2 separate regions of the Homo sapiens genome follow, and region 1 is linked to region 2. A link is a loop called in an ENCODE intact Hi-C map of the cell type or tissue named here. Cell type or tissue: B cell. All regions are shown on one strand. Links, peaks and the distances in the headings refer to the core of each region. The heading gives the core; the rest is flanking DNA. Region 1 holds the start of EIF2B3 (eukaryotic translation initiation factor 2B subunit gamma). Region 2 holds the start of CCDC163 (CCDC163 homolog).

Evidence for each region. A loop is a pair of places that touch in the nucleus more often than their neighbours do. Peaks named below come from ENCODE experiments on the same cell type or tissue, not always from the same donor. Only the 100,000 strongest peaks of a DNase experiment are listed, where the experiment ranks them.
Region 1: it touches region 2 in a loop (31-fold over the local background); 4 of 110 quality-filtered maps call a loop at or near these places.

What each region holds. Positions count from the first base shown.
Region 1 is chr1:44,985,561-44,988,462 of GRCh38, forward strand. EIF2B3 (eukaryotic translation initiation factor 2B subunit gamma) reads right to left here and starts at 1,035. Exons shown (of 12, transcript NM_020365.5): 1 at 933-1,035. It also overlaps the pseudogene PPIAP35. RefSeq lists enhancers at 809-1,078, 1,037-1,618, 1,329-1,378 and a silencer at 1,169-1,258. In B cell, for the core only: no CTCF peak of the experiment used is centred there; a DNase peak (open chromatin) is centred at 1,101; H3K4me3 peaks cover 1,436 bases; H3K27ac peaks cover 781 bases.
Region 2 is chr1:45,498,482-45,501,383 of GRCh38, forward strand. CCDC163 (CCDC163 homolog) reads right to left here and starts at 1,592. Exons shown (of 5, transcript NM_001102601.3): 1 at 1,051-1,592; 2 at 864-962. The coding sequence starts at 1,128. MMACHC (metabolism of cobalamin associated C) reads left to right here and starts at 1,819. Exons shown (of 4, transcript NM_015506.3): 1 at 1,819-1,932. The coding sequence starts at 1,852. RefSeq lists enhancers at 1,532-2,064, 1,614-1,813. In B cell, for the core only: a CTCF peak has its summit at 1,376; DNase peaks (open chromatin) are centred at 967 and 1,720; H3K4me3 peaks cover 2,001 bases; H3K27ac peaks cover 1,040 bases.

The sequences.
Region 1 (2,902 bases), core at 151-2,650, 510 kb before region 2:
GACCTGTGAACTTCACAACTGTATAAGAGTCAAACTCAAACATGTGCATAAGGGCATTAGAACCCAGGTCACTAGGAACTGAGGTTCCAGCTCTCAAGGAGGCCCTGGGTGAAGAAAGGCAACCTAGGAAGCATGAATAGTAATCATGAACATAACTAATCATGCTACCAGGCAGACTGTCAAATGCTCATGTCACTGCCACGACTATGGCTGACGGGAATCATGGCAACGAGTCTCGCTGCCTCCCAAGCTTTGGAGAGGGTGTTCACCGCATCTCAGACTTGCCTGCATCATAGCACTCATGCCTTTTCCAGTTGTAAATAGATAAGAAAACTGTATCAGAATTGGTCTGTCATTCCACGTGTGCTGCCTGAAGGCAGAGACCTCACTGCTCCTCCCTATATTTCACTGCCCTGCATCCAAACAACTAAAGGCAGGCTGAACAAATGAATGAAGGGCTGAGGCTGAAAGAGTGCAGGCACAGTGCTAAAGGCGTCTGGTACCGGTCTGGTGCTCGCTCACTCGCTGTGACTTTAAGCAGAACCCTCCCCGAAACTTCGTTTCTTTCTTTTCTTTTCTTTTTTTTTTTTTTTTTGAAACGGAGAGTCTCACTATGTTGCCCAGGCTGGAGTGCAGTGGCGCGAATTAGGCTCACTGCAACCTCCACCTCCTGGGTTCAAACGATTCTCCTGCCTCAGACTCTCGAGTAGCTGAGATTAGAAACTTAGTTCCTCCATCTGTTGCATAAGGTGGTTGGCTCGGATTCTCATCCCCAACCTCCCTTCTACTTCGGACACAGCTACACCGGGTCGAGCAGGGAGTCGAGCTGACAACTTCGGGGCTCAGCACCCTCTCCTACCCCTTCGGGTCCACCTCGGCCCAGTTCGACATGCCCGCCTCCCTCAGATGAGTGGCCCCACCGCACTGCTCACCCGGGTCAGCCAGCTTGTGTGCGGCCTGGCAGGGCAGAAGTCACAGCTATAACTCAGCTCCCGGCACGCCGCAACCGCTCCCAGCGATCTCCACGCCGCCTCTGACTGACAGCCCAATGGCGCAGGCGCGCGATGGCCGAGAAACTCGATGGAACGCGCAGAGCAGACCCATGGAGAAGAGAAGACCGCCGAGCGATGGATGACGGAGGGGAAGCACACTCAGCGGAGAGGAGGGAAGGCGGGCCGGAGGGGGCGGGGCCACCGAGGAGCATTCGACACGTGTGTCCCTCTGTCCATTAACACATTACCAACGCCTTTTGAGTATTCCTCCCAGTGCAGGGTGCCGGGAACCCAGACGGAACAACTCAGCCTCTTTCCTCAGGGAGTAAGTCTAAGACCTGGCTTCGAGTACATTCGGTGAAAGAAAGCTCATTGGGAGCCGCAATTTTGGCTAGCTAGTGAAAAAAATCACCGAATGCCCCTGCAGGGGTTGCCAGGACTTCCTATTTGTTTTTGTTGTTGTTGTTGTTGTTGTTTGTTTTTTGTTTTTTTTGAGACGGAGTCTCGCTCTGCGTCGCCCAGGCTGGAGTGCAGTGGCGCGATCTCGGCTCACTGCAAGCTCGGCCTCCCGGGTTCACGCCATTTTCCTCCCTCAGCCTCCCGAGGAGCTGGGACTACAGGCGCCTGCCACCATGCCCGGCTAATTTTTTTGTATTTTTAGTAGAGACGGGGGTTTCACTGTGTTAGCCAGGATGGTCTCGATCTCCTGACCTCGTGATCCGCCCGCCTCGGCCTCCCAAAGTGCTGGGATTACAGGCGTGAGCCACCGCGCCCGGCCCGGGACTTCCTATTTGTAACAGGGCCACTCACGTTAACTTTAGCCATCAAAACTGGGGGCGGCTGGGCATGGTGGCTCATGCCTGTAATCTCCGCAATTTGGGAAGCCGAGGTGGGAGGATTGCTTGAAACCGGGCGTTCAAGACCAGCCTGTGCGAGAGAGCCTCCAGTCTCTACAAAAGTAAAAATTAGCTGGGCATGGTAGTGTGTGCCTGTAGTCCCAGCTGCTCAGGAGGCTGAAACGGGAGGATCGCTTGAGCCCAGGAGTTCGAGGCTGCAGTGAGCTATGATCGGGCCACTGCACTCCTCCTGCCTAGACGACAGAGTGAGACCCTGTTTTTTTTTTTTAATTTAGTTTTTATTTCATAATCATAAACTTAACTCAGCAATCCAGTTAGGCATGGAAAGGAACAAGGAAAACATGGAACCCAAAGGGAACTGCAGCAAGAGCACAAAGATAAGATACTGCGAGCAGGCCGGGCGTGGTGGCTCACGTCTGTAATCCTAGCACTTTGGGAGGCCGAGGCAGGCAGATTGCCTGAGCTCAGGAGTTCAAGATCAGCCTGGGCAACATGGTGAAACCCCGTCTCTACTAAAATACAAAAAAAAAAAAAAAAAGAAAGAAAGAAAGAAAGAAAAAATTAGCCAGGCATGGCGGCGTGCGCCTGTAGTCCCAGCTACTCGGGAGGCTGAGGAAAGAGAATTGCTTGAACCCGGGAAGTGGAGGTTGCAGTGAGCCGAGATCGTGCCACTGCACTTCAGCCTGGGAGAGGGCGACAGGGTGAGACAGCGTCTCAAAAAAAAAAAAAAAAAAAAATACTGCAAGCAAATGGGGTGAAGGGGTGCTCTTCTGAGCTACAAAAGGAATGGTCTGGTGGTTAAGATAAAACAAAAGCCAAACTTGTTAGAGTTGTCCACAGTCAGCAATGGTGATCTTCTTGCTGGTCTTGCCATTCTCGGACCCAAAGTGCCCCATGGCCTCCACAATATTCATGCCTTCTTTCACCTTGCCAAAGACCACAGGATTGCCATCCAGCCACTCAGTCTTGGCAGTGCAGATGAAACACTGGGAACCATTTGTGTTGGGTCCAGCATTTGCCATGGACAAGATGCCAGGATGTGTATGCTTTAGG
Region 2 (2,902 bases), core at 257-2,756:
CATTCTCCTGGTCCTGTTTGCATCTGGGCTTGGGCTTGGGCTTGGGTTTGCTCCCACACCTGGCTCTGAAGGCCCTGCAGTTCCTTTCTCAGCTCCTCCAGGCATTGCTCCAGGAGAAAAGCACTCCCCTTTGGGGCCCCCTGCAGCAACCTTAGTGATGCTGTAGTGGGACAAGTTAGGGATCATCCTCTCTAAGAGTTTCACAAGACCCTAGATACTCTACTTGCAAAACAAGACACATGTGCACACACAACAGGTGTGTGGCAAAATTGTGTGCATACATATGAAGCTGTGTATATGAAGAAAATAACTGGCCAGATACCTTCCAGGACACTGATCTGGTACTTCTGCTGCTCTCGCTCTTCTAGCAGGCCCTGCACTGCCTGCCTTAGTGCCTGTCACCTCCCCAGGCAGAAAAAAGCACATGAACTACTGTATAACAGCTTTTCCCGACCCCTAGTATCCTCATCTTACACAAACATCACATATACACACCAAGGATTCCAAGCCTCACCTGAGCCTGACATTGAAATTAGGATCAGAGAATAGCAACCTCACCCCAGAGAGAGGATGGGCTCTAGGACTCAGGGCAGCTCAGCCTTTGTGGAACTATGGGAGTCTCTAAAGCCCAAGGCTGTTGAGCTTGGACTCCTGACTGCAGAGGCAAGTGATGAGAGGAAATCCAGGTCCCAGCCAGGTCCCCGGCTGAGGAAATAAGGAAGGGTTAAGTGCAGGGTCTGTGTGGGGAAACAGAGTTCAGGAAAGGACAGAGTTGGAATTTGGAAGGAATAATGGATGATACGGGCACTGGAGGAAGGCACAGAAAGAGAAAGGGCTTGGAAGTAGAAAGAGACATTACTTACCTGCGGTGGAGACCCCAAGAAGATACAGCCACTGCTACAGAAGAAACAGATGCACAGGCCAATGAGCTCTGTGGAGACCCCAAGAGGATACAGCCACTGCTACAAAAGAAACAGATGCACAGGCCAATGAACTCTGAGAGTCCCTTAGCCTCCCCACGCAAACTGGGGACCTCCACCAACCCCTCACCTTATTCCGGACCACATTTCCATCAGTAGCGTTGAGAAGCACATCCAGCTGCTCAAACCAGCTGAGGCTCGTATTCATATCCTGTGGCAGGGGAGCGGCAGGGGTCTGGCTCCCTGGTGTCTTGTGCTTGCTCTCCTAGCGGGGGATACCCAAGGTATCCCCAGGAAAGGCCACCACGTTAGATGGAAAGAGGGAAGTGGGGATGCAACACTGGGGTAGGTGGATGCACTATCAGACCAAAACTGCGATCCTGTGACTAGGGAAAGGAAGGACGCTCTTGGGGAACTGGGGGAAAAGCGGGATACCGTGATGATACGCAGATATCAGGTGGGGATTGAAGGTGCCAGAACCTGGTTGAGACCTCCCCAGAAGTAGTACACTGGCGCCACCACGCCAAACCTGTGCCAGTGACAACTGCCGCCGCCGGGTTCAAAACTTCGGGTTGGTTTTGAAAGTCCGACTTTGGACTGGCTGCCGCAGCGCCACCTGGGAAACTGAGGTCGCCTCTTGCGAACACAACCGGCGATGGAGGCGGTGGAACTACCTTTCTCTAGAAGAGACACGTACATGCACACCCCCACCGTGTAGCTTGCCGGGAAACTGAGTCTTCCTGATTTCGTGTGGCTGTCTCCAAGGAGGAAACGAACTACGCATCCCAAGATGCATCGCGCATAGGCAATATGGTCCCGCTACTGGACCCATTTCCTACCTGGGAAATGGAGTCGAAGCTGACTCAAAACGTAACGGCCCAATTGTCCTTGAGACTTCATTCCCCAGCAAGCTCAGCGTGTAACGTGCGCTATGGAGCCGAAAGTCGCAGAGCTGAAGCAGAAGATCGAGGACACGCTATGTCCTTTTGGCTTCGAGGTTTACCCCTTCCAGGTTAGTTTATCCCTCCTGCTGTTCTAGGGCGAAATATATGATTGGCTTCGTTGCAACTGGCGTGAGGCCTCGGGAGCCTCTGATCCTCCTGGGTTCCTGCAGCCCAGTGTCCATGTGACAACAGGGACAGAGTTTCAGTGGGGGCTTGGGTTAAAAAGGTAGTGGTCGAGGCCGGGCATGGTGGCTCACGCCTGTAATCCCAGCACTTTGGGAGGCCGAGGCGGGCGGATCACCTGAGGTGAGGAGTTCGAGACCAGCCTGGCCAACATGGTGAAACCCCATCTCTACTAAAAATATAAAATTAGCCGGGCGTGGTGGTGCATGCCTGTAATCCCAGCTACTCGGGAGGCTGAGGCAGGACAATTGCTTGAACCCATGAGACGGAGGTTGCAGTGAGCCGAGATTGCGCCATTGCAGTCCAGCCTGAGCAACAAAGAGCGAAACTCCGTGTCAAAAAAAAAAAAAAAAAAAAAAGTTGTCGCATGTTTAACCTTTTGCCACCATATAATGCCGGATTCGTTAACGGGAGACACCATATGACCTGTAGCGTGTGTGGCTCAGATTGTCACCTATATAATTTACAAGAAGAAAGGGACCTGTGAGGCAAAGTCACCTTGGAACTTCCTAAAGGATTTAGGAGAGGGCAAAGCCTAGAAGGTTTGCATAGCTATCATTTAGGTCAGCTGAGGAAGGAAGGGCATTCCTGGTGATGAACAGGCAAACAATTGGCTGGTTTGTTCCCTCTACCAACAGAAGGATAATTCATGATATTTCCAGTCATCAGTGCTGGGCTGGGTAATGAAACTTTGTACACTTGCCTGGCACAGCAGTCTCAGCACCGCACCCCGACCCCCATTTACACGGTTACATTTCCCCACATCAGTGCCCTGTGCACTGAGCAGTTAAGTTACAAAGCTAAATCAGCTCAGCTTGAGCCCTTTGCCTGATGCTTAAGAGACTACCCACTTCC